2 separate regions of the Homo sapiens genome follow, and region 1 is linked to region 2. A link is a loop called in an ENCODE intact Hi-C map of the cell type or tissue named here. Cell type or tissue: dorsolateral prefrontal cortex. All regions are shown on one strand. Links, peaks and the distances in the headings refer to the core of each region. The heading gives the core; the rest is flanking DNA. Region 1 overlaps JARID2 (jumonji and AT-rich interaction domain containing 2). Region 2 overlaps CD83 (CD83 molecule).

Region 1 (9,159 bases), core at 1,001-9,000, 1.4 Mb before region 2:
CCCGGGCCAAGGGCTTTGAGGACTGGAAATGCTGGAAATGGACTAAAACGAAAACTGACCAAACACCTGGAACATGGTCTTCAACTAGGAAGGTGAGTAACTGACCACCTCTGAGTTAGACCTGGGAGTGGCCCTCAAGTCCCCTCCAGATTTCTGCTGGAGTTTCCTGGGAGAGGTTCAGTCACCACCAGGCTGCTAAAGACAGTGAGGGGTGCGTATTTCTCATCTCTTGAGTTCTGAGGGCTCCTGAGATCCTGTGTTTGAAACCACCCTAGTGCTGGAATAGATGTGGAACATGGAGGACTCCAACTTAGGCGGCCACCCGGGGAACGCACCCTTGACTTTCCAGCAGCAAAACAGGTTCTCATGGTGGTCCATGAGTGGCTCACAGTCAACAGAGCAAGCGGCGTCCAACGACCCCATGCAAACTCCCCCAAAACCCTCAACATCACAGATTCCTGACCGCTGTGACGCCGATGACCTCACCCACCAGCCCCGGCCCCCTTGGGCGGGCTGTCCACAAAGCCCACAGCTGTCCCGCCAGTGGACACCCTGCTGCCTGAGGCCACAGGAGAGTGCTGGGACAGAGACCCTCACTGGGGGCCTGTCTAGGGTTGAGAGGGGCCGGATGAAAGGAAACAGCCACCTGGCTTCTGCCGGAGGGCTCCCATACTTCACGCTGACTCCAAGTCCTATTCTAATTCTGAGTTTGAAAATAAGGAAAAATTCAGTCTTAACACTCAAGAGGAGAAGAGTCATAGGCCTTTCTCAGAAAGCTTGAGGGGAAGGACTTGTTTTCGTCTGCGGTGTTTCTAAGCAAGGAACAGAGAACACGTTGTAGGAGTGTGGGAATGCCACCTACTGACAGAAACAAGACCTTGGAGAGACACGGGGCCAAGGACAGGAAGAACAGGAAACACATCAAATTTAAATTCACAAATGTATTAGTAATCCAAGCAATGCAAACTGTCAACGTATAAGTCAAACCCCAATTTTTGCCTATGGATTTATAACGGGTTTTTTTTTTTTTTTTGAGATGGAGTCTCGCACTGTCACCTGGGCGATGGCGCGATCTCGGCTCACTGCAACCTCCACCTCCCGAGTAGCTGGGACTACAGGCGCTCAACATCATGCACGGCTAATTTTTTCTATTTTTAGTAGAGATGGTGTTTCACCATGTTGGCCAGGCTGTGATTGGCCCGCCTCAGCCTCCCAAAGTGCTGGGATTACAAGCATAAGCCACCGTGCCTGGTTTTTGTTTTTGTTTTTTTTTTTTAAAGAGACAGGTTGTCACTCTGTCACCCAGGCTGGAGTACAGTGGTGTGATCATGGCTCACTGTAGCCTTGAACTTCTGGGCTCAAGTGATACCCCCGCCACCACACCCAGTTAATTTTTTGTATTTTTTGTAGAGATTAGTCTCCCTCTGTCACCCAGGCTGGTCTCGCACTCCTGGCCTCGAGTGATCTGCCCACCATTGCCTCCCGAAGCACTGGGATTGGCCTACCATGCCCGGCCTCACAATACATTCTTCTTAAAATAACTTTCAGGCTGACAGGAAATGCCAGGTGACAACTCTGAAGTTTCTGAAGGATGGCTTGAAAATGAGGCCACCTGGTGCCACCTCACAGGGACAGACCAGCTTCACCCCCAGGTGTAACTACCATACAGCCCTCAGTGCATGGAAATGAATAGCGTGTTCCAGCAAGAGGATGGACAGCTGGGCGCAGTGGCCCATGCCTATAATCCTGGGGCTCTGGGAGGCTGAAGTAGGCAGCCTATGGGTAACAGCAAAACCCCATCTCTACCACAAAAAAAAAAAAAGTTAACCAGGCGTGGTGGTACACCTGCTGTCCCAGCTACTCAGGAGGCTGAGGTGGGAGGATGACCAGGAGGTTGAGGCTACAGTGAGACAGGATCACAGCACGCATTCCATCCTAGGCAACAGAGCAAGACTGTCTCAAACAAACAAAAAAAAAAAAGAACAGAGAGAGAGCACACCAAGCTATGCAGCTTTTATCAGTGATGTTTATAAGATACTTTGAAGATCTGGGAAAATGCTTATCATCATTTTCTTTTAAGAACCAAATGGCTCTAGGTAATACATTTTGAGAAGTCTGGGGGAAAAAACCAGACAGAAGGAAATCTACAGGACAGGAGGCAGGGCGGTCACGGACTGCATTTGTCCCCCATCAAATGCAAACGTTGAACCTCCAGGATCTCAGCTGTGACTGCAGTTGGGGGTAGGGCCTCTAAAGAGGTAAATCAGCTCAAATGAGGCCATGAGGGTGGGCCTATCTGATACAATGTGATTTGCGTCCTTAGGTAAGGAGGAGATGAGGACACACCGAGTTTTTAGCTCTTTCAAATGTTACAAAGCCCTGATCTGACGATCTGACGATCTGACTCATCCGGGAGAGGCTGTGTCCTCCCTCTTCTACAGGGCACGCCAGGACTCGGGGTGAGACGGCATGACACAGTCACACTGGGAGGCCAAGGAGAGTCGACCCGGGTCTCAGTCCTGGCCCACCATGGACAAGCAGAGGGACGCAGAGGCACTGGCCTCTCAGCGAGTGTGCAGCCGAAGGGGGCACCTGTGGGACACAGGCACCACACAGCATATGGGGTGGGCACCTCCTAAGCTAGGCTTCTGTACTGGAGATGTGAGGCACTGTGGAAAGGGACGAGGCCCGGGGAGGCAGGTCAGGCCCTTCGGGCATGCTCTCTGTTCCAGGCTAAGGTGTGTAGTGCTGTGGAGCCATCTGCAGTGCCAGCTGGGCGTCCCTACCCAGAGTGTGTCAGGGCAGCTCTCTGGTGAGAGGTCAAGGGGAGACTGGAAGAAGCATGGCGAGGCCACAGCCATCCAGTCGCCATGGAAGGGCTTTTCTGAGCCCACCTCTGGGCTGGAACAGGGGTGAGCAGGGGGAGGAGGTGTTTGGTATTAACCCCAAAGCTGAGGCAGGCAGGTGGGCACGAGGAAGCCAGCAGGGCACAGTCGAGAAGGCAAGAGGAATGCAGCCTGCTGTGGCCTGGAGTGGCTGTGCCAGAAAAGCATCTCTGATCCCAGATGGGACAGGAGGAACATCAGCTTTCACCAAGGATAGATTCTGAAGTCCTCGGGGGCTGAGGCAGATCATGTAGCTGAGCAGGACCAGGAAACCAAGAACAGAGCCAAAGGGCAGAGGCCATGGGCCCAGGTGCACCAGGCACAGGCCACAGGGAATGGCAGACGCTGCCCAGTACTGGAAACCCGCCCCTCACTGCCTCAGAAAGAATGGGTAAGAGCAGAGTGCGTGGGGGCTGGAGTGACAAAGTAGGGCGGAGAGGGAGGCCACCTGCTCCCCAGGGAGGAAGGACGCACTGCAGGACCGAGGGAGGGCCACGCGTGGGCAGAACAGAGGGACAGCCTCTGTGTGGCCTGGTCACTGTGGGTGAGGCAGCCACCTCCGGCGGCCAGAAGCTCCGCCGAGGTCCCACAGCCGGCTCCAGAGATGGGAGCACAGCAGGTCTCCTGGGCAGAGAGCGCCCTCCCTCTTCTGGGGGCAACCCCGGAGCTCTCAGGCCAAGCACTACATGCGAGGGCGCCGGCAGGGCCAGGCGGGCTCACCATGGACAGGTAGCACAGGTGCTGGCAGATCTGACACCTCCTCTCTGACGTCTCCAACTGCAGCCACTTTCGAGGCTTTTTCTTCCCGTCCGCCACCGTGCTGCTGCCATCGTGGCTGCCATAGCGTGCGGAGGAGTGGAGGCCAGCCTCGAACAGCTGCCTGCGCTGCCGCAGCTCTGTATCCCTGCCAGACACGGGAGACGGCCCGCACCTTTAGTGACGGCCTGCCATGCTCACCAGCAGAGGGGACACACGCACCCCACACCGGCCTCCCTGCAGACACACCCTCCTGTCAGGAAGTGAGGCCTGCTCGGGGGGTGAGCCCCCGAAGGGCAGCCGGGTCCAGCTCTCTGGCGTGGGCTCTGGGGGTCTGTTACCTGAGCTCATCCAGGAGGGCTGAGATGGTACTGAGAGTGGGACCGTTTTCTTTTTTTGCTTCTGCTTGTGCAATCTGGTAGAGTAACTTCTCCATGGAGAATGGCTTAGCTATATGGCGACGCTTCATTTCCTGAAAGAGGAGTCACATCCCTTTAGGGTGGATTTTCATTACTAGGCAGCTGTCAAGGTTCTTCTTGGTGGAGGGGGCAGGCAGGCTGTCTGAATTTCTAAATCTTGAATTGCATTTAGATTAAAAACTCTTCAAAACTTTGCCTCCCTGTGAGAAAGGCACCACATACCAGGAAAAGTCATAGCACTTCGCCGCTACCCAGAGGCAGCTGCCACTCCCTCACGATGGGTGGAGGTTCTCTGTCCATTCTAAGCAATTACCTTGAGCATCTTCAACAGTTTTCCAATACTGGAGGGGTCTGTCAGTAACGGTCTGATCAAAACTCTTTGTGATACAAACAAATCCCTAACAACTTTTCATTCCTAGAAGACCTTTCAACCACGTCTTAAGAATTTCAAAGACATATTCCAAAAGGAACTATTGACAAATAGACACGCACACGCAGGGATGCTTCTGTGTGCGCTCACGCACGGCACTCACAGGGATGCGGGGGCAGCAAGCGGGAGGAGGCCGGCTCTGCTCACCTTGGCGGTCTCAAAGCCCATACTTGTCCACTGGGTGGTAGCAAAGTGCACGGTTTCAGACACGCTGTACCCACAGCACACTTTGGACACAAAGGATCCCGGGAAGCAGACGACAAACTGGCCACTCTGCTGCACGGTCCTGTGCACCTTGATCCCCTCTTTGCACAGCACCTCCGGGGAGATCTGGGGAGACAGGGCCAGGCTGAGGCACCCCTCCCTGTGCGCAGGGACACCTGCAGTCTTCAGGTGACGTATGCGCACCCTAAGAGGCCTGCTCTCAAGGAGATAAGATTGTTTTATGTGGAAAATAAAAAGACGTCATTCATAACACAAGAAGGAGCTTCTAAACTGCACTGGTCCAAGAGTGATGACAGGTTCATGCACAGCTGAGGACATGATGACCACACAGGCCCCTCTGTCCCCACGTGGCAATGCCAGGGCTGGAAACAGGACAAGGTTACACAACCAGGAGGCTGCCGGGCTCATCTCCAGAGCCAAGTAGGCCACAGGCCCACAGGCTGGGCTTACAAAGGAGTCCCCCGTCCATCTCTTCTCTAAGATGGACAGGCGGGACCGGCAGGGTCAGCAGAGGCCAGAGAAGCTGGTCAGAACTCAGCTCAAAGCAGCACTTCCCAGGAACTCACCAGCCCCATGACTTCCTGAAAACAGGTGAAGAAGCCTTTGTGCTCATTCCTCTCACATGCCCAGAAGGTAGGAGCGGCGGGCACAAGAAATCCCAGGGCCCACAGCAGCCCACAACACAAACAAGCCCCAAAACAGATGCAAAGGCCGTGCAAAACCCCAGCGCCCTGTGCAATCTGATGGAAGGTCAGTTTGGCTTTTGTGTCAGAGGACCTTTCCCTTTGCACCCTGGGGATTTGTTTTGCTGTGTCCTCATTGCCTTTGAAAGGCGGGTTCATGGGAAACCATGTTCAAGTGCCTAGGAGGTCCTACAGCTCCTGCTGGAGGCGGTGGCTGAGTGGACGCACCATGACGTTGCTTTCCAGCATCTGCAGCCCTGGGGTGCCATTGGCTTGCAGCAGGGTGTGGACCACATCTTCCAGCTTGTTCTCCTCCTCAGCAGGAATGCAATACCTGGGTCATTGAGAGACACAAGAGACAAGCAGAGACTTGACAAGGGCCTCCTGCATGTACTGGGCCACCCCCGTCACCCTCAGGGACCCGAGCACACGAGAGGCTCTGCTCCACGCCGGCAGGGATGGCGCACTGGCCTGGCTGGGTGCCTGGTCACTGCTGGCTCCCATTTCCCATGGCAGCAGTGCCACGTCCACCTAGCACACAGCCAAACCACAGTGCATCCGCGTTGCGAGATGCTCATCTTTTATGGAGATCTGACCCACCTGGTGAGCCAAAAAGCCTTCAAACCACAAACAGATGTTCACAAACCCCTAGAAATCAGAACCAGACACACTGCGGCCTCCACGAGCCTCTTCTGAGGCTCCAGCACTGCACCCTCCTTCTGTTAACAGAGGCCACTGCAGGAGCAGCACCTGATAATGTCCTCACAAGGAATACGTGGCTCCCTCGGCCCTCCAGACAGGAACAGTAAACCCTGCCCTCTACAAATGCACAGAGAGTTGGGGAAGGAGCCAGGCTCATGCACATGTGCCACCTCAAGGCCAACTCCTTGGCAGATGCTGTGGTGAAGTAGGGGTCAGGGGATAGCTAGGGGCCCCCAGCTCTGCTCCCCACTGGAGAGTTTTACGTGTTAGGACCCAGCCTACCCGGCATCAGGCACATACAGCAAGACACACAGGAGGATCAAGGGCTCATAGGCCTCTGTCAGAGGGTGGCCTGGGGAAGTGGTGGCTCACAGACCCTCCAGGGTATAACCATGGCAGGGGTCCTCAAGTGTAAGAAAAGGTGGGAGGTACAGGTAGAAAGTAACCTACACGGCCTCCTCACGGCAATCACAGGGAGGGGAGGAGGTTTTGCCCATGTCCTTGGAGCCCACCAGGGCCACACTTCCACTCACAACGTGTGACGCCCCTGGTGTCAGGCTCACAGCATGAATGAGGGGGATGTGAGGGGAGGCCCCCCGCAAGGCAGGGGTGCAGGGATGGCTGCCCTGCCCCTGGGTGTCTCAGGCTGTCTGAGGGGCTCCTCCCCAGGCAAGAGGAGGACATCAGTGTGGAGAGGGGCCTGACAGGTCTTCAGGATGCTAAGCCAGTGAAGCCATCAACCACCATTAAACACAAAGATGTGGGCCAGCAGCTCAGGGCAACACCGCCAGCCCCTCCCCACAGCCCCCGCCCCCCAGGTCCAGGCGGGCAGCAACTCTGCAGCCCCTATGTGTCTGTGATGAAAGCATTTCTCTCTGAGGCCAAATCCTGGTTTCAGTTGCTCAGTGAAGGAAGTATTTTTTTTAATGCTCATGTTATTTTCAATGCCAACATATTCTGTTACTGATTGGTAATTTAAATACAGGGTTTCTAACCTAAATCACATGTTTTAAGAAAAACTACACACCATCATGTTCTCTGATCCTATCCCTGCCTTTTCTTTCTCTCCTGTCAATGAGGTTCCAGGAGTGAGTCTTCAAAAAGCCCACACAGGGTATCACATTTTGCTATCTGTGACTCAACGTCAAGCCATAAGCAAACCCACACGGAAGAAACTCGGGCCTGAGGTCACTGGCCTGGGGATGACCCCAGAACACAGGCCATGCCACAGCCAGTGTAACTCCTCCACAGGAAATGGCCACGCTCTTCTTCCGGAGGCAAAGGCACCTCTCGGAATAGTCCTGGCTGTCCCCTCCCCAGCTGGTGGCCTGGCCCGGCTAAGCCCCAAGGCTCCTGTCAGTCCCCGCTCCACAGGCAACAGCCTGGGCTTCCCGGGCCCATCACTCTGGACCCACTGCAGGACACCATGATCACCGTCCATGGCACACAGACCCATGTGGGAAGGGAGGGCTCCCTCATGTCCACAGCACCACTCACCAGAACAGCCAAAATGAGGAGGCTGCAGCCGACGCTGGCTCCAAAGAGGGAGAACACGAGTCCTAAGACTTTGTTTATTTTAATAAAGAATGTTTAATCACCCCATTAGGGCAATAAACACAGTCAGCATGGCATGAACAGCATGCCGGTAAACGATCAGACGACAAGACATCTGATTATTTGTAGTCATTTCCCATCTGCCGCCGTAAACAAAGACACCAAAGAGTCCAGCCTCGATCAGGGATGGGTGCAGTGAGAGTCAGGATTACAGGCGGGGACCCAGCCTCAATCAGGGATGGCTACAGTGAGAGTCAGATTACAGGCGGGGACCCAGAACACCTCGCCAGGCAACAGACTCCACAGGGTACATAACGCGCGTGTCTCCACATGGCAGGAACGAGATTCCCAAGTCAACTCTACTCCCCACAGCCACCGATAGATGAGGAAACACTGGCTCTACAGAGAGGCTGAAAATAACCAATCATGAAATACCACGGTTTATATTCAGTTACTAGAGGGCTGATGACACGGTCACTACTACTGGTTAGCTTTGTGTGGCACTTTTACTACTGTTCCTTAACCCTAAGGTGAAAATAACTCTTGGAAATCCACAAGAAAAAGTGACTAATCCATAACAAAACAAAACGAAACAAAACAAAACAAAAACAGACGTAAGTAGGTAATTCTTAAGGGAACTTAAGGAACTAAGGGGAACTTAAATGGCCACTAAGCATATGAAAAGATTTGCTCATCATCAGACAGTGTTACAACATTCTCCAGCACCCCAACTCTTCCAACAGAGGTAGGTGATCCCAGGCCCAGGCTTCGGCAGGGAACGCAGGACAGGCCTGAACACAGAGAAGCAAGTTCTCAAGCACGTGGAACCACCTGGACAAGAAGTTACCCACAGGCCCCACTTCATGTGGTAATAGTAGTTTCTGCAGTCCCTCCCTTCCCGCCTGGGGCCAGTACTCACCAAATGCAGTCAGCACCAGTGTGTAAGTAGTCAATGTATGGAAGGTGATTTTGGTCTCGAGACCAGCATGAGGTAGAAAAGACCATGCCAATATTTAGCCAGGGAATAGTCACTCCTAAAACAGAAAGAGTGAAAAGGGCATTTTTAAAAGCTAGGCAACAAGGTCTCAAAGGAACAGTAAGTAAAAATCTCTTTCTTCCGCTAAAACAAGAAGGAAAAGAAATGGGACTCAAAGCCAGACAAAAGACAGTGAGCAGAAGGTACCTACTCTTTCCTGCTTGCTCTACAGAAGTGGGAGAATATGAACACCGCTTCAAAACATCAGGAGCACGTCGGCCTCATGAGGGAGGTGGCCGCAGGAACCTGACCTGGTGAGGAATGCCGAGGAACCGGCCGCCCACGGGCCGAAGCCCCCAAGCCTCAAGGCTGAGGACCAGAGGCGCCAAACCCAAAAACCCCCATCAGGGCCAGAGGCAGAAAGCAAGAAAGCCCCTTTGTTGGTAAGGCCTCTGAGCAGGGTGAGTAGGGCACAGGGCTCCTTGGCTCAGCTCAGAAATGAGTCAGGTTCCAGGACCCGGACAGGTTC
Region 2 (11,940 bases), core at 2,321-10,320:
CTTGATCTGTCAATTTCTCCCAGACGTAAAACATCTGGGCTGGTACAGCAAAACACAGAAAATTCAAAGAGATGTCCCCAAGATGCAGAAGAGGACAGCTGTCCTCAGGAGTCTGTCACGGGCCAGCTGGGGGCATTCATATTTCCCAAGACCCTTTTCCAGCTGCATCTCACCATAGCTTTTATATGACTGAAAAAATGTCCAGGAGGTTGACCAGATAGCTGCATACATCGCTGAAAAGGTGGCCATGGAGAAGCAGCAGTGGCCTCATGCTATGTGGTCATGTGATGGTTTTCGAGGCCTGCCCACAGAAAATGGGGTGGGATCCCCTTCCAGATGTTTTCAGTGAGGTGAAGGACTTCACAGGATGCCATCTTCAGCGTAGGCTCATTCTTCTCTCCTCCAGTGTAACAGACAGGCACACCCCTGAGCCTCAGCTTCAGGAAGAAGAACCTGCAGAAATCCTGCTCATACCAGTTCTGTCTTGTGAGGAGTCACTAGCCCTAAATGCTTATTTGGGGAGGTAACTGGGAGAAAAGCTCGTTCCATGCCAGCTTTAGAAAAATCTGGGAAGATACTCTGTAGCCGTGCAAACTTCTAAAAAGAAATGAAAGAAATGTGAAGTGAATAATTGGAAAAATTCAGCAGTTGTCACCTCCTTTTAAACTCTATTCACTAAGAGCTGGCTAGACAACCCATTCTGGAAGCTCTCATACTCACTGCCTCACTCGCTCCACAAGGGATTTGTACCAACCATTTCACTGGCGTCTCTAAACTTGGACCAGGAGATTCACTGATTGTGGCCATTTCGACCCCCTACTGTTAGGTCTCTGTATGGAAAGTCAATGCCCACAGAAGCAGGCATTTTCCAACAAGAAGCTAAAGTCATTCATGTTTAAAACATACTGCCTGGTAACTCTAATTATCTTCTTATACGCAAATAACCCTAACATCCTAACTGTAAGCTCCTTGAGGGCAGGAACAATGTCTTACACCTTTTTATGCCCTGTACAGTGCCTAGCATAATGCCTTGAACATAGTAGGTGCTCACTGGAGTCTCTGATTGACTGGTATCTAAAATAGAAACCAGAGAGATGAGTGCACAGCCAGAGAGGCAAGTAAGTGAATAGAGGGACACAGTGAGTGGCAAGAACCAGTCCTGGGGTAGCTCCTGGGTGAAGTCTGTCCTGGCCCCTAGGTAGCCAGCCCTGCCTGGTGGATGGAGACAAAGGGGGCAGATCACTTCCTAGAGGGGTCAGACACACATGTGGCCCTACTCTCCCACAACCATCATCAACACAGGTGAGCAGCCATGCAGAAAGAATCTCTGAGGGCTTTGAGCCAGAACCTGCAACCAACAGCTCATGGGCATGTCTAGGGTGCCTGAGCACCGGCCAGCCATCCTGCACCCCGGAAGCCTCCCACTGTGCCTCACTGCTCTGGCTTCTTGGGATTAATTCTTAAGGCATGGGCAGAAATACCAAAAATAGAAGGGGAGAACCCCCACGAGAAATAGTTTGAAGGCAGCCAAAGGAGGCTGATCTATCCCCTGGCATCCCTGGGGCAGTGGGGCCCACTCCCTCACCCACAGGAAGAGCGGGGCCTCTGCTCTGGGATGGGGGACCCTCAGCGCTGCAACTTCTAGCACTGCGCCTACAGGGCCTCTGCTCTTGCATAGAACCCCTTGTCATTTCCCAAACGTCCTTCCTATATCTTACTTTGTTTTTTTTTTCCACAATGCTCTAAACGTAGCCACTAGACAAAAGCTGGAAATATTTCAGGGAGCTTCCTGTAATGATTCTCCCAGTCTAGGGGCCTCAAAAAGTCCAGGGTTCAAAGAATAATCTCTCTCACCATTATTAAATGATTCGCACTATCTGCAAGAGATACTTGGATTGGTGCCCTGGGTAATCTTTTAATAAGAGAAGATGTTTTAAGAAGATACTTACACAAGTGAAAATGATGAGTGTTAAGTAGAAAATAACCAGAGCCAGCAGCAGGACAATCTCCGCTCTGTATTTCTTAAAAGTCTCTTCTTTACGCTGTGCAGGGCATCCTTTAAAAAAGTAAGCGACATGTGAAGCCATTTTAACAGGATTTTTCTACCATGAAAAAAAGCTAAGAATGCTTTGTTCCTTGGTCCTGGAGTCCTGCTTGTCTCCTCTTCCCACCATCAGGATGAACGACAGTAACAGTGACAGTGAAGGTGACAGCAGCAGCCGGCGCGCACTGTCGCTCTGTGTCTGGCTGCATGCGACTCTCACATGGCATCTTTCCGAATCTTCAGAACAGGCCTGAGTAGTCCCATTTTACAGATGAAAGAGCCGAGGCTCAGAGAGGGTCAAGGACCAAGGACCAAGGCGGCTGAGCCAGACAGCTGGTCCAGGCTTATCCTGCGGCCTGTCTGCCTGCACTTCGGATGTCAAGCCTTTCCTGGCTTATTTTGTCCTCCTACCAGATGAACCACCACTTGTTAATCCAGAAATTATCTTAACTTCATCACTGTTGGGTAGACTGTGGTGTGTCCTCACCTCAGGAGGTTTCAGGGACTATGAAAGGAAGCAGGGGAGCTGCCCTGATATTGCCAAATACGTCAACAGATTTTTCTAGAATCATTCAAGCTCTTTCGGCAAGGGTGCCAGCATGGTTGGGTGGAAGAACAACTCCCTCAGGGCTGTTAAAGGGTTTGGTGCAGCACGAAGGGAGGGTAAGAGCAGCGAGGCCTTTAGCCCAGGGACAGACATGAAGGGAGGTGCCTCTCCCCACTCAGGTGCAACACCCAATGTGCTGTTTGGGGAAGCAAGTTGAGCTTTGGCTATAGTGTGCTTGCAAACAGAATCTGCTTGATGCCCCAGGCAGGAGCAGGTGGAGTGCAAGTGAGCGGAGGGGGTTCTGCCATTGGAGCCAATGGCTAGATCTCCAGAGATGTCAACCCCTGAAAATGGATTCGACATTTTGTGCAGCAGTCGAGGGATGGATTCTCACAGCCGTGGGTAATGAGAGCCATTGTCCTCATGGTCCCTAATATGTATTGGTCATTCAGTCTATCCCGGGCACTACACTCAGCATTTTAACGCAACTTCTCATTTAACCTTCACAACAAGCCTATGTTGTAGACGTTACTTCCATTTTAGAGATTAGAGAACTGAGGCTTAGTGTCAATCCGTGATTTGCTCAAGGTCACACACTAACAAAAGGCAGAGTTAATATTTGAGCCAGATCTAAGTGACTGTAGACTCTGACCCCTTAAGTTGTAGGCAATATCGCCATGGAAGAGGAAAAGGAGAGAAAATCAGCTATTCTCTTCATTTTCTCTCCACTCCCTGCAGGACATGCCTGCCCTCTCCACTCTCCTCTGCAAGGTTCCTCTCATTCAGGTGAATATTCATTGAGGGCCTACTATGTGCCCAGATACATCAGAGAAGAAAACGCAGAGGTTCTTGTTCTCTTGGGGAGACAGACAGTAAATCAATCCATACATAACATGCCAGTTGTACTAAGTACCAGGAAACAAAGAAACCAGGATGAAGGGCTGGAGATCCAGGAGGGCCTAAGGGAGGTGTGTGCATACAACACTAAGCAAAAAGCACACACTGCCCCCTTAAACAGGGACTGTACTCTTGCAGGTGTAATAATATTACCCGAAGTCCAATTCCTTTCAGATCCCTGACAGAAGGAGAAATCAACGGTTGTACGGAATCAGGGGCTCTGTGACCACATTTTTATCATTTCCACCCTCAGCCCCTAACAAGTGTTGGGCAAAAGTCAAACAAAAGGCATCATTTAAGCCACAGAAAGAGAAAATGGTGACATGCTTGCAGCGGATTTCCACTTTCAGCCACAGATGTGATCCAAAGCTCTAGAGCTACACTCCAAAAGAGAGGAACGATTTTAGGACCTAAAGGAAGTACACATGCATTGTTCAAGAAGAAAACAAGTGCAGCAGGTCACCTCACCTGTCACTCTCAAGATCACCTTGCCACTTAGGTTTCTCTGCCCATCCGGGTCCTGCAGAGTGCACCTGTATGTCCCCGAGTTGCAGCTGGTAGTGTTTCGGATCTTCAGGGAATAGGGCCTTTCATTGGGGGCGTCGAAAGAACCATTTTGCCCCTTCTGATGATAGTGCTGTCCCCTGAGGTGGTCTTCCTGGGGTGTCTCCATCCTCTCTTCACCACCCTCCAATAACTGTGAAGAAGGAATCAGAGCGCATCACGGTCCACTGCAAGCACTCCAACTCGACACCAATGTTTCCATTTTGTTTTCAGAAGATCCAGCCTCAACTTATGTTTGTAAAACAAGACGTGATGCTTTTGTGTGTGTGTGACCTCTGGGGGAGGAAAGATCTATGAAAATTCCCAAGGCTACATCTTCGGAATATATCAGGACTACATCTCATGATTCTATCATAAGTATCCCAATTTCCACCCTATATTAGGGAGAGAGAGTCACTGTTGATGACAGTGATATGCTGTGTGTGAATCTTGCTGGATTATATTTTGTGTCTATGTATACATGTATAGATAGGACTGTTCTGTATTAAATGTTCTCTTGTTTTCTTCAGATACCAACTCACCCACTGAATGATTCCTATTTTTGTATCCCAGCCTTTTATTTGGAAAAATTCCTAAATCTGTTATGATCCTTGCCAGACAATTCAACTAAAATCAGATAAGCAGATGAGCAACGCCTCCTGCGAACAGTCACCTTGTTCCTCAAGGGCTGTGTCTCTGTGTGGTCATGCCTGACGTCGCCGAATGTGCCACACCTTTTCTCTGTACTATGGCAGTGAGACAGCTGAGAAGCATGCTTTATAGAGAGTGTATGTGTCAGATCATTTGCTGCTCATATCAAACTCCACATGGAAGGGCAGTAACAGCTGACTTCACTGTACTCAGGACAGACCAGCCGGACTTGGGGAGATGCCCAATTTAGCCAGACATTTTATCTGGCTGGCTTTCTTTTTTTCTTTTTTGAGACAGGGTCTCGCTCTATCACCCAGGCTGGAGAGAACTGGCTTGATCATGGCTCACTGCACCCTTGGCCTCCTGAGTCAACCTTCTGGTACTCCCACCTCAGCCTCTCCAGTAGCTAGGACTAGAAGCCTGTGCCACCACACCTGGCTAATTTTTATTTGTTTGTTTTTTTAGAGGCAGTGTCTTGCTCTGTTGCCCAAGCTGGTCTTGAACTCCCAGACTCAAGCGATCCGCCCGCCTCGGCCTCCCAAAGTTCTGGGATTACAGGCGTGAGCCACCGTGCGCGGCTTGCTTTCTGTGAATTCTTTGTGATCAAACTGGTGGAGTGTCCACAGCATCTCCCACTGCATAGATTAGGCTCATACCACATTCACCATTAATTCTCTCTTTCCTAGACATATTTTTAATTTGCCTAATTAACTTGCTAAGTTGCTCCTCCATTGAAATACTTTAAAGCTTCTAAAATGAATGTACACATGCAGTAAAGCAAATCCTTGTTTTCAGCCTTCCTGGGCAGCCCTTCAACAATGACATCCCCTAGCAGCACCTGAGTTTCCCTTTGCTGGTTGGCTGGGGACCAGCAGGGAGCCCAGGATTAAGTGACATTCCTTACCTGTCCCTAGCATGATAACTGCACCCAAGAGCCACCTTAGGGAAGGAGACAGAGATTATCAGGGCCCACTGCCACTGTCTTTGCTTGCACCTATCAATGATGAATCTCCCGTTCTGGGAGCACCCTACAACTCTTCTCTGACTTTTAGGAAGGAACTCAGTGTAGGGAAAGAGATAACCAAGGAGTTAGGGGAATACTCTGAGAAGCAACTCAGGAAAGAAAATACATACACATGGGCACGTGTGCACTCGTATACACACACACACACACACACACACACACACAGTCATTTCTGCTTCATTTATTAATTCAGAGCATATACCACAAGGTCACCGGAAAGCTCAGGCTCCAGCCCTGGTGTTTGTGAGCATTCCTGTAGAGTGGGCTACAGAGACATCTGGTGGCAGATTGATCGCTCCTGCAAGAAAACCTGCTCAGCTCCCTCCCAGCCCTGAGCTGAGATGAACGGCTCTTCTCAGGCCGAGTCTGCGGACATAAATCCCATTTCTTGATGGTCCTTTTTGTGTGGAAAGATTCCTTCCTAAATAATCAAGAATCTATGGGAGGAAGCTAAAAGACTGGGGCCCATAGGTGTGCAAAAATAAAGCACAAAAAGGAGGTGGGGCCAAGGAAATTTAGAGGAAACTAACAGTGTCCATCTGATTCCAGAACACATCTAATTTAGCACCATTTTTCCCTTTTCAAGCCTAAGTAAACCATAAACTGAAGCCTCGTCATGGGCTCACACTGCTTGCCTCTCCCTTCCGCTGCCTGGCAGAGCGGCTTCTTCCTACCAGGCAAGGGCTTTCAAGAGACCAGAGACCGAGGCCCATCCAGGGCCAATCTGTGTCTAGGATGGCCTGAAAGGCCAGTTTGAAATAATTAGCTCGGCCCAGTCCCTGCAGTCCCCATTCCGATGTCCAATCTTGCTTTTCTTTTTCTAAATTAACCTCCAAATGCGAGTGTAGCTGCAACAACCGTTTTGAGATTATTCACCCATGGTTTTCTCCTGGGAAGCTCCTCTCCCATCCAGCAACCCCTCCCTCAGCTCAGAAAGGCCCATCTGAAAGTCAAGATCAACACTGTGAACCCCTCTGGAGCTGGTAGAAACATAAACTATTGTGTCTATTTACATAAAGATGGCCCCATTATTGTGTTAGCTGCTGGGAACTGTTGAAGCAAAAAGGTGCTGGTGATCAAAACTGGCTGGCAGTAACTTCTGCCTATTTGCAGAGAATTCATTTTAAAAATCAGCAGCAACACCAATAAAATTTATTTGACGGTTAGATTTCCAAGGGCCTCTGGCAAAACCGTCAGTGGGCCGCTAGTTATTTTTAAATGGCAAAACAAAGGCAGGGTGAGCCATAAGAACAGAAGGAAGAATCAAGGGAGAAGGCAAAACAAAGAACCTCAAAGCGACCTGCAGAATTCTGATGTGCTGCCACCAGTGGGATCATGGCAAAATATCTCAACTCTCACAGGGTCATCTTCCAAACACCCCTTTTCCTAAATGACCCAGAGAACTATCCGCAAAACCTAGGAACTCTTGCCAAACCAATGAACAGCGCTGTTTGCCTAATAACTAACTACAGCAAAAAGAATTCCCTGTAAATTCATACATTGCACCTGGAAATATTTCATAACCCTCCCTCTAACTTCCAGTTTTAGGTATATACATTTTCAGCTAAACTTTCTCTTGTGACCCCCAGCTGTGGAATTTGGGGTTTATCCACAGCTGCAAAAGGCGTGGTAGTTTTTATGTTAATGTTGCATGCTCAGAATGGGGGTGGGGCCCTAGCAGGATCAAGGGACCGTATGCAAAAGCTCATATCATTATCATCAGATACGTGGCCAGGCAGCTATCACCCTGCTTTATCAGATGAGCTAACTGTGGCAGAGGCACCACCAAAAACTGGAGGGAAATTTCAGTGGGAGGAAAACGGAGTAACAGCAAATGGGCCATCCCCACTTTGCTTTGTTTTATGAGTTCTCATAAACATTGGAGCTCACTCAAAATCAACCACTGGCAAGAACAGCTCTTTAAACATTCCAAATCTAAAAGTGTTCCATTGCTTCTCTGCAAAACCATTTTAGGAAATAGTAATTTATAACAAAAGGAACCCTCAGATTCATTCACAGCCAACCATAATTGACAGGAACTATTTAATGCACGCTTCACAATGCTAATATTGTAGTACAGTGCGCTAAAGCACAACACAATTTCAGCAAATTAATTACTCAAAACACTCATCCCAATCATGTTTTAAAAATCCACATGTTGTACATTAACTTTTATGCTGACAACTCTATCATTTTTGGTTGGGCTGGAAAAGTGCAAACGTGGGACATCTCATTTTCAGAAAGCCTGGGGACTCTGACTTGTCTCAAGGCCTCCAATTTGACTAAATTATTTAAATACCATATTCTTTCTCTCAAATGGAGATTTGACCTTAAGGAAAGCACAGGCCCTAAATTAAAACAAACTCTCTTTCATTTGCAGAATGCTAAATCAAGCAAACACAAGTACTAATTGTATGGGCACGTGAATGGAGTCAGTTTTTTTTTTTTAATGATGAACTAATTTGAACTAAAACAAAAGACATAAAATAAATCATTAATTATGGCTGAAACTGAACCAATATTAAAACATCCTATTGTGGAAAGTGTTTTTTTTTAAGTTTACATAATTTTATCCAAATATATGCCAACCTCCTACATTACCATATTTGAAGCTAAGAGGGCAATAGTTTCATTTTATAGCAAAAAAAGAGTTTTGATCACAAAATTGAAATCTAAATTTATCATATAGCAGATTTGTTAAGAATGCAGGGCCAGGCACGGTGGCTCATGCCTGTAATCCCAGCACTTTGGGAGGCTGAGGCAGGTGGATCACATGAGGTCAGGAGTTCAAGACCAGCCTTGCCAACATGGTGAAACCACATCTCCACCACAAATACAAAATATTAGCTGGGCGTGGTAGTGGACATCTGTAATTCCAGCTACTTGGGAGGCTGAGGCAGGAGAATCGCTTGAACCCAGGAGGCGAAGGTTGCAGTGAGCCAAGATTGTGCCATTGCGCTCCAGCCTGGGTGACAGAGCATGACTCCGTCTTAAAAAAAAATAAAAAAATAAAAGCAGGGGTGGGGGGAATGTGCAATAGGTACCTACCTAAAAGAAAAAAAAACAGTATAAAAATTTCATCTAATAATTTGATAAAACATATTTAAGGGTATAGATTGTAAGGATTTAAAGTTGGTATTAAATTAATCTGATGTATTCCAACCACATTGAGCAGCTTTTTTTATCGCATTTCTTGTGCACTAACATTCATGTACCTTGGTTTCTAACTCAATTAAAGTGCCAATATAATTCCCATTCATCATAAAAACAGCTCTTTATAATGTGCAAAATAGTTTGGCTCAGAGGTTGATGTCATAATGAGGGTAGAATGTATGAGCATTAATATCTTTTTTTCTATGCGTAGTTTTATTAGAAAAATGATTTTCTACTTTGAAATTTACTGGGTCTAACAGACAGAGCTGGATTTATGGCTGTTAACAGAGTTATGAGTATAGCAGAGGCAACATAATTAAGAGCACAGGCATTGGCATTGGACTGAGCTGGAACCAAACCCCAGCCCTCCCACGGCTACCTCTGCTCTTGGCCAACTGACTGAACCACTCTCAGGCTTGGATAGCTCCACTGGAATCTGGGGGTGATCACATCTCACTGAGCTGGCGTGAAGATACTTATGATGATGTATACAGACCCTAAGCATCATATCGATCACACAGAAAGCCCTGAAGATGTTACTACTCTCTCTCTCTCCTTTTTTTTATAACCAAGGTTTCATTCTGCATACTAAATAGTTCCCTGAATATAAGACGTATTGAAAAAGTATTTACTGAATGAATGCGTGAATTTTAGAAAGAGTGAGAAAGTTACAAGAGCACTAGCTTTGGAATCAAAGGTCTGAAGTCAATCCCAGTTTCTCCATGTGTTAGCTGGGTCATCTTCCATATGTCACTTCACCTCTGAGCCCCATTTCGTGATCTGGAGCTCCCTTACTTGCTCATGGGGTTATTATAAAATCAAGTGAGAAAACAAGAAAAGTGCTGTATAATTGGTAATGCTGGTAATAGAAATTATTCTTGTCTGTGATAGCTTTCCACACCATCCACCCACTCTGTCATTTCCTTACCACTGACACTTCCCGTCTCCTCTGGGAAAGTTGTCCTAGAAGTCCCAATCTCTGCTCTAGGGAGAAACTGTTTTTTCCACATATGATGTCTTCAAAATATCCACAACATTCTGTATTTTTTAAAGCACCATCATAATAATGTATCAAAACCCCTTTGGAACTGAGATTTGAAGGCAATGTTGGACCCTTCATTGTTCATGCCAATCATCTCTCTTCTATTAGCATCCCGTGGGGCCTGCTGGACCTGGAAGAGGTACCATTACAAGCTCTGAGTTCATGTCCTCTGAAGAACTCCACACCTAGGTTCTAGAGGAGGCAACTTAACTCAGGCCTGGTACCCCACGATCATGGAGACTGGCTCTGATAGGCACGTGACCCAGTCAAAGTCCCTTGAGAATAATCAGACATAAGTTGAGATATTTGAAGAGAAACACAACCTTCTCCTTTGCACTTGCTTCTGGAAGGATATACAGGTTGAGCATCCCTAATCCAAAAATCTGAAACACTTCTGCTCCCAGGCATTTCAGATAAAGGATGTGCAACTTGTCCAACTCTGTAGTTACTGGCTGTGATCTGGCTGCTATGTAGAGGTTGGACACAGAACCAATGTAAAGGAAGGCAGAGTTGACAGATGGAAAGTCACCAAGTCCTGGGGACATTCATGAACCTCTAAGCCTAGCTATATTCATTTGCCAGGGCTGCAGAGCACCACAAACTGGGTGGCTGAAACAATAGAAATGTATTCTCTCACAGTTCAGGAGGCCAGAAGTCCAAAATCAAGGTGTTGCCAGGGCCAAGCTCTCTGAAGGCTTTAGGGGAGAATCTGTTCTGTGCCTTTCTCTTAGCTTCTAGTGGTTGCCAGCAGTCCTCGGCGTTGCTTGGCTTGTAGACACATCACTCCAATCCCTGTGTCTGTCTTCAAATAGCTTTCTCCCTGTTGTCTGTGTCAGTGTGTGTTTTCTCCTATCAGGACATCATTCATACTGAAGTAGGGCCCACCCTAGTCAGGTAGCACCTCATCTCAATTTGATTACATTTGCAAAGACTCTATTTCAAAATAAAGTCACAATCACAAGCATCAGAAATTAGAACTTCTGATCTTTTGGGGGGGGCACAATTCAAGCCACAACGCCATCCATAACTGAAATGTGAACTGTATTTTGATTTTTCAATTTTTTCCCATTCCAATTATATATAAGCCAATATATTTCCTTCTCTTTAGGCTAGTTTTGATTGGATTTACAATCCCTCACAACTGAAAGACTCCTAATGATAAGGCACCCCGCACCACCATGTAAATAAGGTTGGTACGTAGGGGGCTATTGGCACATGGCTCCAGCCTCGAGGCCAGTCCTGCTTTGTCCCCTGGGCTTACATGCCTCCCACTCCTTGGGGAATGAGACCTCAAGGCCTGATTTGAATCAGAACCTCTGTTCTCCAGAACTGCTGGTCCAAGGTGATTATGAACTGTTTATGGAAACCAGCATCCTTCTTTTCCTAAAGGTTTTCCCTATGTGGACCCATAATCCTAGGCAGCTACCAGCTCTTCTAGAATCGGTAACCTCAATTCTATCGGTAATACCGATTCTAATCGGTAACCCCGAGGACTGCTGGCAACCACTGGAAGCTAAGAACTGGAACACTTCTCCAAATTGTCCCAATTTGGGATATGCAGTAGACTGGTCCTCCAAGAAAGCATCAAGTGATATTAACAAGCCTTGGGCTCCCAAGTCTGTACTAGTCCCACATGACACACACGGAAATTTTACCCAAATACACCTCAGTGCAAAACAAAACAAAATGAAAAACAAAAACATGCTTATGAGTATAAAAGAATCTTAGGGAAGTATTTTCTGCCCAGCTCTATTTTGAGCTAATGATTGTTGATACAAAATTTAGGGTTATTCCAGGAGTAGCCAGGAAGGGATTACGGAAACATCTTTAGAGGGAGGAAACTTTTTTTAGGTAATCAATCTGCTTTTAGTCTTGCCCTACATAAAACTTTCCCTTATGTCACTGAGACCTTCTCCAAACTTCCTCTTCTTTGTGTAGTGACATTGCCAAGTACGTAGCTAAGACAATCCAGTCCTCATGTGACTCAGGTTCCCCCTTTTATTAATGGAAAACAAGTTGGTTTTTTTGTTTAGCTTTTT

What was found. A loop is a pair of places that touch in the nucleus more often than their neighbours do. Peaks named below come from ENCODE experiments on the same cell type or tissue, not always from the same donor. Only the 100,000 strongest peaks of a DNase experiment are listed, where the experiment ranks them.
Region 1: a loop joins it to region 2, with 2.4 times the contacts of the local background. A loop is called at or near these places in 6 of 110 quality-filtered maps.

Annotation. Positions count from the first base shown.
Region 1 is chr6:15,507,869-15,517,027 of GRCh38, reverse strand. It overlaps JARID2 (jumonji and AT-rich interaction domain containing 2), which reads right to left. Exons shown (of 18, transcript NM_004973.4): 12 at 8,574-8,688; 13 at 5,627-5,732; 14 at 4,638-4,820; 15 at 3,983-4,113; 16 at 3,606-3,789. Among named protein-coding and RNA genes, the nearest start is that of DTNBP1-AS1, 34 kb to the left of the region's middle. RefSeq lists enhancers at 3,259-4,237, 8,057-8,598, 8,599-9,140, 9,141-9,159. In dorsolateral prefrontal cortex, for the core only: a CTCF peak has its summit at 4,643 (motif pointing right); DNase peaks (open chromatin) are centred at 4,670 and 5,105; H3K27ac peaks cover 2,483 bases.
Region 2 is chr6:14,123,765-14,135,704 of GRCh38, reverse strand. It overlaps CD83 (CD83 molecule), which reads right to left. Exons shown (of 5, transcript NM_004233.4): 3 at 3,957-4,185; 4 at 1,950-2,056; 5 at 1-597. The coding sequence ends at 469. Among named protein-coding and RNA genes, the nearest start is that of CD83, 12 kb to the right of the region's middle. RefSeq lists enhancers at 5,884-5,933, 6,564-7,162. In dorsolateral prefrontal cortex, for the core only: a CTCF peak has its summit at 5,991 (motif pointing left); DNase peaks (open chromatin) are centred at 5,984 and 9,236.